Linked DNA regions of Homo sapiens: region 2 is linked to region 1. Evidence: chromatin contacts called from ENCODE Hi-C or POLR2A ChIA-PET data. All regions are on one chromosome and are shown on one strand. The core of a region is the stretch at or near the end of the contact, and the rest is flanking DNA. Distances in the headings are between cores, read along the strand shown.

Region 1 (5,732 bases), core at 1,425-3,924:
CTTCCAAGCTGAGGCAGGGGGTGGGTTGGGGGTGGAGCAGGAGAATAGGAGGCCGGTAGTGAGGCACAAGCCCCCTCCCGGCAACAGTGAGCTTGAAGATATGCAGCCAAGGGCAAGTGCTGCAGCCGCCCCCGCTGGGATGGGTGGGGCTGTGACTCTCCAGCGCCCAGAGGAGAGAAGCTCCTCTGGCCCCCCAACCAAGCAGTGGTGATGAGGCCAGAAATCAGAGCCTATTCAGAGCTCAACACACAGGCTCTCTCTCCTCTCCCCCTCCACCCCCTGGGATTATCCATTTCCTTCAAAAGCAATTCTTGCTTCTACTCCCAGGACCTAAGGCCCGCCTGTCAAGCAGCGAATTTCAACAGGTCTTTTTAAAGTGACAGAGCCCCCAGGTGTGCTTACCAAAAGAACATGGTCTCGTGTGTACCTCATGTGCTCCTTCCTCCAGCTTTTTGTCAGTAAGACTAACTTTCCCAACCGTTCTGGATGTAAATCCGTGTACCGGCAAGAGTCCTGACTGGCTCTGATGGTACCCCGGATTTGGGACCGGGTGAGCTTGGCTCCAGGAGTTTTCAGAAAGCCCTCCAGTCTAATGCAGAGACAGGAGCCCAGCTGGCCCCTCCAAGCAGGCTTGGGAAGGGGGCCCACCCTGAGTTTAAGCCCGGGAAACCCAAGGGCCCAGCTGCCTGACGGAAGTCAGCCAATGGGGGAGGGGCAGGACCCCTGGCCAAGCTCTCTCTGTAGTGCAGCTTGAGGACTAAGTGTGGGGATAGGGGGCACATAGGCACTGTGAGGTGAGGGGAAAACAAAACAAAACAAAACATTCTGGCGATGTGTGTAAGGAGCAGATCTGCCTGGAGCCCAGGCTCCTGCCCTGGTTACTTGGCTGCCAATGGGGCAACTCTGAGGGCCATGTCACCCTTCCCAGGCCAGGAGGAGTCTGGGATGAACCCCACGTCTCTGTGCTTCCCCCAGGTCAGTTGCACCCATAACTCAAAGACCGAGGTTCCTCATTCCAATCCTCTCTCCAGCCCTCCGGGGAGGGGGCAGCACCATTTCCCAGAGCGGCGCACTGTGACACCTCCGCGCTCATCCCACCAATCAGTCAATAACTGCCCAAACCAGAGACCTTACAGGAACAGAAGAATATCCAGCAATAAAAACTAGAAACATGCCCCATGACTTGCGGGGGGGGGGGGGGGTCAGTGTGCAGACACAGCCTCAGGGACTTTTCATCAACGACGAACATTCCCAATTGCCTTCAGTCTGTGTCCTTAACACTTAGGCAGTCCGCCACGACCCCAGGCTGCCCAGCTTCTCCAGCCCGACTCAGCTGCGCTGGTCCTGCTCACACCAGCGCACAGTCCAAGCCAGCTAGGACGCCGGGGCCACGTCTGCACCAACCCAGCCAAGGGCTCGAGGCGCGCTGGGCCTGCACAGCCCGCGGCTGCAAGAGCACTCAGAGTGTCCTTCAACTCTTTGCAGGAAACTTCACAGCCAAGGAAGCTCAGCGGCCTGAGCCACAGGGTTTTGTTTTGTGTGTTCAGAGGCAACAGTTTATTTTGGTTTGCATCGGTGTCCTGTGACAGCGCAGCGAGTTTCTCTTCAGCGAAAGAAAAGAAAAAAGCCCTCTCCCAGTGAAACGGGACACCACGGTTCCCAGTGGCCCAGGGCCTTGGAGATTGAACTTTGCTGCAGCTCTCATTCTGGGGCAAAGCGCTTGGCCAGCTGGTGACAAAAGAGCCTGTCTGCAGGTGTGTTTGGGGAGCTGGGGAGGGGGCGTGTGAGGCTCGGAGGGTCCCTGGGCCTCTCTCAGGTGAACCCGAGAAGAGACAGGAAGACAGCGGCTGGACGCGCGCCCAGGTCCGCGTCGCTGCGGACCGCGGAGCTGTGCAGAAGCGCGGCCTGGCGGGTGGCACAAGCCCGACAGCTGCGCCGCGCAGCCCGCCCGCGCCTGGCCAAGAGCCCCGCGAGGGTGTGGGGAGAGGATCGGCTTCGCAGGGAGCGGAGGCTGCGCGGCTGCATCGGACCTCACAGCCTCAAGTCGCGGCATGAGGCGAACTTTGCAAAGCGCGCTCTCGCCATGCACCGCCCGACCTCCAGCACTGTGCGCAGCAGGACCTCGGAGCCCATTCGCCTGTGGAAACCGAGCCCGCAGCGGGAAGGCAGTGGGTGGAGGGTGGGCAGGCAGGGGTCTGGGGTCCGCGGCTCCCCACCCTCGCGCCTTCCCGCGCCAGTCCCGAACGCTCTCTTGGGGCGTTCCTGCCCAGTTGTCCCGGCTGACCTCGCTCTGCAGCCAGCTTGAGGTCAGGCGGTCGCTCTCTGCAGGTCACAAACCCTCGGCGCAAAAGTAGGGCTTTGAACGCGACACCGCACCAGAGCGCCCAGCTAAGCGAGCTGCCTCCACCCCCACTGTGTCGGGCGGCGCAAACTGCGGGCGCAGGCAGAGGAGCCGCGGCTCTGCGCCGGGCGGGAGCCGAAGCCCAGAGCCTCGCCAGGGCCTCCCCGCCGAGCGCACTTACCGTCGCTGAGGCAGAGCGCGGTCAGCACGAGGACCAGCACGACCACGACCTTGGCGTTCATGGCGCGGGCGGGCGGGCGGGCGGGCGGACGAGCGCGGGTCGGGGGCCGGACGCCGAGCGGGCAATGCGGCTGACGGAGAGTGAAAGTGCGGCGGTGGGAGGCGCGCGCCGGGCGCTTTAGAGGGGAGAGCCAGGCGGGGCGGGGCGGGGCGCGCGGTGAGGGGCGGGCCCGGAGCCGAGTGCTGGCCGTGGCCGGGGTCTCTGACGCGCGACTCCCTCGGCGGCACCCCCCACCCATCCCCTTCGCCCCTCCTCCGCTCCCTCTGTGCTCCCGAGGCGCAGTGCGCTCCGGCCTTTGACCTTCTCAGGCTCCGCTGGGCCCCGCACCGCTGGCCCGGTCTGCAGTGAGGTCCGCAGCCTGAGCGACGCCGGCTGGAGGGCCGCTTATTGTCCCTGTGACAGGGCCCCACTGGAGAGACTGAGGACCTTAGGCGTAAAGTGGGGCGCGCGTGGAAAGCTGCGGGACGGGGCCTTTCGATGGCGGGAACTGAATGAGAACCAATGAAAAGCAAACAAGTTAGTCCCGGGCGGAGGGCCTGCTGGCGGTGGCGGCCCAAGGCAGCCGAGGGGGTCCTGCTTTCTGTGCGTGGGGGCTCAAGCTCGCCACCTGCCCGGCTTGCGGCGCAGCCGCCGGCAGAGCTCGATCTGCGGGAATGAGACCCGTCTTTGCAGTCAGCGTGGCTCGGACTCCAAGCCCACGGCGCCACCAGCCGAGCCTCAGTTTCCTCGCCTGTACAAACAAAGCAGAAGGCGCCGGCGGCTCTCAGTAAAAGCGAATGTAGCCTTTGTACTTCCGACCTCTCAATGGTGAAATGAGCTAATCACAGGCCCACCCCGCGGAGTGGGACGGGAGATTCAATGAGACCCGCCCCACGCCGCGAAATTCTCTGCATCGTGTCTGACAAGCAGACAGTACTCAATAAATGGTAGCTGTAAGTAAGTCCTTTAAACCTAAGTACTTACTGCCTTACCCAAGAAAAGCTCCGTGCGACCCAAAGAGCTGAGAACTCCCCCACCCCGACCTCCGACTCCTAGGACAGTACTACTGGCGTCTGCCTTCTGGGTCCAGAAAACTCTTCCCACGGAGCCGTCCCTCGGCGGTGCTTAGCCCTCCGGATACCCCCGAGACATCCCAGATGGCCCCAGTCCGGTGGCGAAGGGAGGGTGCAGGTCGGCACCCAGGAGACGTGGGGGTGAGGAGAGCGCCCCTTTGGGCCTCGCTTTGTGACCGCAGGCTGCCCCAGCCACCTCTCTGTGTCCTTCCCAGCACAGCGTCCAGCGAAGTGGGGTCAGTCGCCGCGTCCATCCAGGGGCCTGCCCTGGGGACACGTCCCTGTCCCTGGGGAGTCCTGGCCGTCGGGGAGTGGGCGGTCAGCGGCTGCATTAGGCGGGAGCGGTCAACAGGAGGCTGCGAGGGCTCCGGAACTCCGCTGGTGGGAGTAGGTGTCTTCTGTGCATTTTTTTTCCAAAACCACTTTGGCCGTTAGATGGCTGTGGGCCGGCACTCCATCCATCCATCCATCCATCCATCCACCCACCCACCCACCCACCCACCCACCCTGGGCACTGGGCTTGGAGCCGGGAACCCCACTGACTTGGCCCTGCTCTTAAAGAACTGAAGGCAGTGAGGTCCAGTGAAGAAGGCAGCCGTCGGGCGTCCCCAGGCCTTTGCTGGGCTGGGCCGGGGAGCCTGGCCGCTCACCGGCCGCAGCGCTGGGGCTCCGGCGCCCTCTGGTGGCGGCGCCTCCCTCCCCGCTCCCAGAGCTCTGGCCAGCTCCATTCCTGCGCAGCTGATGAAACCCGGGAGGGCGAAGGGGTCCGCGGGAAATCTACACCCGGGTGGAGGGGCGCCCTGGAGCTCGGAGATCCGACCCTGCGGGAGCCGCGCGCAGCCTCGCTTGCCCTTAAATCTGGCCAAAGCAAACGCCATCGCCTCTCGCTTCTTCTTCTTCTTTTTTTCTTTGCCACAAAATCAGGTGGGCAGCTGGACCTAGGATCTGTCCCAGAAGCCTGAAAGGCCCGCGTGGGCTGAGTCGAGGGCGAACCAGGGATTCAGGCCTGGCCGCTGCCCCTCCCGCAGGCGCCCTGAGGCCCCAGAACAGAAGCTACTGTGGCACCCATGGGGCCATCCCTTCCGCTAGTCGTTCGTTAAATACTTACTGAGCACCCACTATGTGCTAGACCTGGGCTACATGTTTGAAGTAGTTTAGAAAAGGCACTAAACGTTTAGAAGCACATGGCGCTAAGCATAAGTAATTACGCATAAAATACTTAGAAGGCCATTAAATGCTAGGGGAAGATGGAGCAGAGGAAAGTGGGGTGGGAGTTAGGATTTTAAATAGGGTGGCCAAGGATCCATATTTTAGGTACAAGCCTCACAATTTTACAATTGGCGATTGAAATTTAAAACCCTGGCCGGGCACGGTGGCTCATGCCTGTAATCCCAGCACTTTGGAAGGCCGAGGCGGGCGGATCACGAGGTCAGGAGTTCGAGACCATCCTGGCTAACACGGTGAAACCCCGTCTCTACTAAAAATACAAAAAAATTAGCCGGCCGTGGTGGCGGGCGCCTGTAGTCCCAGCTACTCGGGAGGCTGAGGCAGGAAAATGGCGTGAACCCGGGAGGCGGAGCTTGCAGTGAGCCGAGATGGCGCCACTGCACTCCAGCCTGGGTGACAAAGCGAGACTCCGTCTCAAAAATAAATAAATAAACAAATATGTAAATAAATAAATAAATATGTAAATATGTAAATAAAATAAAATAAAACCCTGTACACTCTGGGGGCCTCCGCACCGCCTGCACAGGCAGGCGGCCATCAGACCAGGCCATTTTGACATGTCTCCAGCTCACTCGGCCACAGGGGTACCTCTCAAATTCGGGTCAGCGAAGTTCCCCACCCCTTTCCCTGTGTCCTTTGCTTATGCTTATGCTCAAAAGGCTCCACCTTTCTTTCTCTGCCTGGGGACTCTTACTCCCCATAGAGCCCCACCTTCTCCTGAAGTCTTCAGACTCTGTGCCGCTCTACCAGGTAATGCAGGGCACAGCGGCTCCTCAGGGATGCCTTGTTAAGCACAGTTCAAGGTGGGAGGCAGGGGTCTGGCTGCTGAGTTAAAGGCAGGGCATCTCCTGAGCTGGCATGTGTGCTATGG
Region 2 (5,732 bases), core at 2,017-4,516, 570 kb after region 1:
GAATGACCCTGACAGGAACAGGCTGGGTGTGTGGGAGAAACAGTGTGATCAGAGCAGGGAGAAGGAGAGGCAGTAGGAGGAGATGAGGTCAGAGAGACAATTAGGGGACAAGATCATCTAGGGAAGGGGTTGGCACACTATAGCCCTGCCATCCATTTTTTAAAATAGTTTTATGAGAACCACAACCATGTCCTTTGGTTTACATATTGTCTATGGCTACTTTCAAACTACCCCAGTAGTGGTGAGTAGTTGTGACACGGACCATTTAGCCCACAAAGCCTAAAATATTTACTATCCAGCCCTGTACAGAAAAGGTTTACCAACCTCTGCCTTGAAGAAATAGGGGCTAATTTTTCTCCATGGTAGGGAGTCTGGAGTAGGCAGTGCAGGGTTGGTGCAGAAGCTCCATGATGTTAAGAAGGATCCAGACACCTTTGATCTTTATGCTCTGCCAGCCTCAGCATGCGGACATGTTGCTTTATGATCTCAACATGGCTGCCAGTGCTCCAGACATTACACATCATGTCCTCATTTGAGACAGGCAGGCAGGAGAGACATCTGTTCTTTCTACCAGAAAAGCAAAAGTTATCTTCACCATCCCTCAGATCTCTCCTCCCCCAGGACACCTTCCCCCATCTCTGCGTCCAGAAGTAGGTCGTATGGCCACTTCTAGCTTCACTGAAAAAAAGCTATGAAAAGGATTGTCAAGACTTAGACAGCTGTTTTGTTTTTTTTAACTGTAACCCACAGTAAGAAGCACACATAACTGAAACATAAACAATGCAAACAAAAAGTTCCACAAAACACAACTTATATTTACTATTTGTGCTGTACACTGGTATTTTCCCTTGCATTTTTGAAGTACTAGTCACATCATCAACTAAATTAATTTCATGACCCACTATTGGGTTGTAAGTAGAGTATGAAAAATACAAGTGGGCATGAGCCATAACTAGGGGCTGGCATGTTGCTGCTACAGACAAGTGGGTATTTCTCTCTCCTTTCCTTCCCTCCCTCCCTCTCTCTTTCCTCTCTTCCCCATTCCCTCTTTCCTCCCTCCCTCCTTCCTTCCCTCCTTTCCTTCCTTCCTTCCCTCCTTTCCTTCTTTCCTTCCTTCCTTCCGTCCTTCCTTCCTTCCTCCCTCCCTCTTTCCCTTTCTTCCTTCCTTCCTTCCTTTTTGTCCTTTTCCTTCTTTCCTATCTTTCTTTTTTCCAAAGAAGGAAATGGACATTGGCTGGCAACCAACAGTATCTGTAGCCTCCACCATAAGTGAGCTGGAGACCACACCCAGTTCTACTGAACCCTGAAAGAAAAGGTGACCCCTCCTTCTGAGGGGTCTGACAATGGACCCTCCCCTTCTGAGGGGAGGACGCTGACAATGGACACCTGTGTCTGATGTAAAATGCAAGCACTCACAGCCATAAAAGAGAATAAAATCGTGTCCTTTGCAGCAGGATGGATGTGGCTGGATGCCATTATCCTAAGCGAACTAATGCAGAAATAGAAAAGCAAACACCACATGTTCTCGCTTACAAGCAAAAGAGCTAAATATCGGGTTCACCTAGACATAAAGATAAAAACAATAGACACTGGGGACTTCAAAAGTGGGAGGGAGACAGCGGGGCGAGGGGTGAAAAACTTCCTATTGGGTACTATGCTCACCATCTGGGTGACAGGATCAATCCCAAACCTCAGTACCACACAATGTACAATTGTAACAAACCCGCACGTGTATCCCCTAAATTTAAAATAAAAATGGAAATTTTAAAAAATGCAAGCAGTAACACCAACTGCCCAGGAGTGCTGGGGGAATTGCATGGGATCCCCAATGTAAAGCACTAGCATAGTGTCTGAGCCCACAATGGGTGCACAGGACACATGGGGTTGCTGTCCCAAACCCAGTCCTCACTCAGAGCCAGTCATGGCCCTGTGAACAGCATTAATTAGGTCAGAGAGAATGATTCACACTCGAGTTCTGGAGAGCCCAGGGAAACTGTTATGTCACCCTGGTGCTATGTTTACTTCTCCTATCAGGAGTGATTAAATTCTTAGGATCTCATGCTCAGAGGTTGACAGTTATATTGAATTTTACCCACTTTTAAAAAACCTTTGGAAGCACCCGATTATTTGTCTCAGCTTTGATGAGGGCTGTGGAAGAGCAAATGTGTCATGACAAGTCACCAACCACAGGGAGCCTCAGAGCTGTCAAAGGATGGGCCATTCTCCAAAAATTCAAGCAAACGCAGAAACGGGAGGGCCCCTGGACTGGGTATCTTCAGTCCTGTCACTTTTTGCAGGTGGGGGTTCCAACATAAGTCATACAGCAGCCATACAAGCATTAGCACAGCCCCTCTAAGTCGAAGTTCAGGGACCCATGAGACTCAAATCCCAGGCTGATTTTGGTGCATATGGCCACCTGCACTTTCTAGAAGATCCATATCAGATTCTAAAATGGCCATGAGACCCTAAAAATATTAGGAAACGCACACTGAATGAAACTAAAATGATTTATGTTAGGGGTGGGAGAGAACAGGTCCAGAGGTCAGAGCTGGGAATCGTGAGGTAAAGCAGAAATTGCAAATGTTTTCCATCAACCCCATCCCCCACCTTGACACCCCCACACCCCAGAAACACTGAACTGTTCCCAGTTCCCCAAATGGCTTGTGGTTTTCTGTCCTCTCTGCCTCCGTGCTGGCAAATATTCGTCCAGGAGGCAGTGACTGGGAGAGAAAGACTAACTTCTTATTCACCAGATCGGATTTCTTAAACAATAAGGAGTTCTAAGAGGCCATGCCAAGCAAACGGCCAGACTGTACAAAGGTGCCCCTTGAGCAATAAATAGCAAATGCTCTGGGCTTTACTGATAAGCCTCCCCAGACTCCAAGCCCCACCAGGCATGCAGACAAGTGCCTGCAGTGATTGCAGCGCCTGCGCAGCGGCCCTTGTTGGAAGTCCAGGAGTCCGCGCTACCCCGCAAAGTCCCTGGCCGCTGCCCGCACACCGAACCTCTCGGGGCTGAGTCGGGCTGCTTTCTCCTCGCGTCCCGGGGCGCCCTCGGGAACTCGGGAGCGCGCGGCGAGCTGAACAATGGCCTGGGGACACCTGGCAGGTCGCAGGCCCCAAATCTTCCCCGCCGCCCCTAGGCCACCGCCCTGCACCCGGAACCTACCGGCGTTCCCAGAGCGGGGCGGACGGGGCGGTGCCATTGGCCGGTGCGGAGTGAGGGGCGTGCTCGGGGCGGGACGGAGAGACCGGGGCGGCACCTTTGGCCGTGCCGGGCGAGAGGCGGGGAGCGGGGCGGGGCGAGGGGCGAGGGGCGGGGCGAGGGGCGGGCCTGGCCCCGAGCAGCTGAAGCCTGGGGTCAGCAGGCGCTGCGGGCGCAGCTCCGGTGCAAGCGAGGACACGACACATGCAGTGGCTTCTGGACTGCGCGATGACTGGACGGTGAGTGATGAACGAGCAGGAGAGTGCTTGGGCGTCCATGGAGCATCCCCTCCGACCCAGGACTGCCACCAGGCAGGGACGCTGAAGCCTGGGCACTTGTGCCCTTCGGCCGCAGCGCGCAGGGTCCCTCCCCCGCCAGCCTGGCGCATTGCGGGCCTCGGGCTCATTGCTGAGAGGGGGCACTGCGCCTGGCACCTCTGTTAAGCAATTTAGGGGCTACAACCTGAGCAAGACAGATGAGCCCGGCCACTGGCTACACCTTTTTTGTTCACCTTGTCCTTAACCAGTTTCCTAGAAGCACTGATCCTAGAGTTGGGGAGAGAGCCTAGAGGCCTCTGGCACAACTCTGATTTCACTGATGGAAATCGAACGCCAAGATAATAGCAGCAGGGGGGGTCTGTCTCACAATCGCTGTCTGTAGAGGGCTCGCCTTGCTCTGGGCCAAGTGCTTTAACACGATATGCCTCTTACTCCTCACAGCAAGTGAGAGTCCTACTTTCGTTATCCCCTTTTCAGATGTGAAAACTGAGGCTTAAAGAGTTATAAAATTGTCCACCTTTACCGGATGAGTTGGTGATGGAGCCAGGATTTGAACCCAGGGCTTGTTGTGCCCCTGAGTCTCTTGCTCTTCACCCTTAGTCTCCGAAGGTCAGCCTGCCTGCTGCCCTGCTCTTCTGGGCTCCTGACTCCGGTCCCATCCTGCACTTCCCACTTCCAAAACATGCCTCAGTGTTTTCATTAACCTGGCACGGCGGAGGGAGGGAGGCCTCCTCTCACACCAGAATCAGTGCCCAGGCCAGGGCCAGCACTTTCTTAAAACACAGTAAGGACAGCTTCAGGAGCCCCATTTCACATAGGAATTAAATAAGGTCGCACAGCAAATAAGGGCTGGGCTTCTGGAATTTGAACCCAAGCAGGTTAGACTCCAAAGCTATGCTTTGCACTCACAGAGGAGCCCCTCGCTGGCTTTGCTGTAGTTTAACTGCCCACAGTACTAAGGTGTCAATCAGGATTTGTTGCCAGAAACCATTTTTTTTTAAGTTAGAAGTGAATTGGTGAAGTAACAGGTAAATGTAGACCATCCTGCCTTCTGTTCCTCTGTGTGGTTCCTTAGCTACTTCTGCCAGGACAGCAGGTTAGGGGAGAAGACAGGAAGGGAGAGGGTCAGAGGAGAAAGAGGAAGGGAGGGAAGAGGAGAGATGAAACTCATTAAACTTAGGTTAAAAAAATGCTGGCCGGAAATTGTCATGGGCTGTTTCAGCACTTTGTCAGTGTATGTGAAGGCTGTTGTCATTAGTTCTAGCCATAATTCTCTCAGTGTGTAGTGCTGGTGATTTGACAACAAAAAGGTTGATGCTACAGATTAAAGTGTCTGTCTGAAACTCAGGAGATTGGGTTGTATTTCCACCATGAAGCTCCAGTGGGTAGCCTGGAGGTCGAGAACAGAATCAAGGTCCAGGGTCGCCCTGGGTCAGGACCAAGTGGACCATGACAGATAACAAAGAACATGAACGAAACTTGGGTGTGTGTCAGAGTTCAGATTCTGGACGTGCAAAGCCTCAAAGGGGAGACCTAACTAGGGGATCTGCCAGAAAGCCCTCTGCCCTGGGCCCCTGGGGTCTGGGGCCTGGTTTCAGGTGTCAGCTCAGACTCTCTCCTCATTCATGGCCACTCCTGCAGGCAGGCCTCACATTCCCATCTCTGGGGCTCCACAGTCTCTCCAGAGCCCCCAACTCCCAGTGTCAATAAGAATAGTAATGGGAGCCTCTTTTCATTATGGGTGAGCCCAACACAAGGCCCATCTTACAGGTCTCCTCATTCGTCTTCACAGAAGTCATCGAGGATTATAGTTATTTAATTGATGAGGAGCCCAAGGTTCAGAGAGGGAACTGGACTTGCTTAAGGTAACAGAGCCAGGCAGTCACAGAGCAGAGCTTTAAACCCAGAGCCTTGCAAAGGCTAGGTGGTTATTCTCTCACAGAGTATGTTTGGGGAAATTGTTTTAAAATAAAGAAAATCAAATAAGAAGTGGCTGCACTTCCTAAAGCTTCAACAGTTTTCTTATTTTTGTAAAAGAGAAACTTGTAGTTCCCGGGGTCTCCTTTTCTGGCTGTCCCACCTTCTGCCCTAGGATATACTGTTGAGGAAGAGGCCCGGAACCCCCTCCCTTTGCCCTGCCTGACCTTGGGAAGCAGGGGTGGGGTGTCATTGAGCCCCATAGCTGCAGTGCTGGGAAGAGCCCTGAAGACTCTCTATCAGCTGCCACAACAGCTCTGGCTAAACTGATG

The links. Hi-C counts contacts between places; a loop is a spot of excess contacts on that map. ChIA-PET counts read pairs that join two places held with the same protein, here RNA polymerase II (POLR2A). Pooled maps may share reads with other maps.
Region 2: a map of prostate gland shows a loop between it and region 1 (2.8-fold over the local background). The contact joins the promoter of TMEM72-AS1 here to the promoter of CXCL12 in region 1. A Hi-C loop is called at or near these places in 1 of 168 maps with a recorded cell type or tissue (prostate gland) and 1 of 50 pooled maps. POLR2A ChIA-PET finds 5 or more read pairs at or near these places in 1 of 52 experiments (WTC11).

The regions. Positions count from the first base shown.
Region 1 is chr10:44,382,423-44,388,154 of GRCh38, forward strand. CXCL12 (C-X-C motif chemokine ligand 12) reads right to left here and starts at 2,675. Exons shown (of 3, transcript NM_199168.4): 1 at 2,523-2,675. The coding sequence starts at 2,583. RefSeq lists enhancers at 231-924, 925-1,618, 1,619-2,310 and a silencer at 4,204-4,413.
Region 2 is chr10:44,956,423-44,962,154 of GRCh38, forward strand. TMEM72-AS1 (TMEM72 antisense RNA 1) reads right to left here and starts at 3,267. Exons shown (of 8, transcript NR_033842.1): 1 at 3,170-3,267. It overlaps RASSF4 (Ras association domain family member 4), which reads left to right and starts at 3,380. Exons shown (of 11, transcript NM_032023.4): 1 at 3,380-3,444. RefSeq lists an enhancer at 3,059-3,353 and a silencer at 3,131-3,350.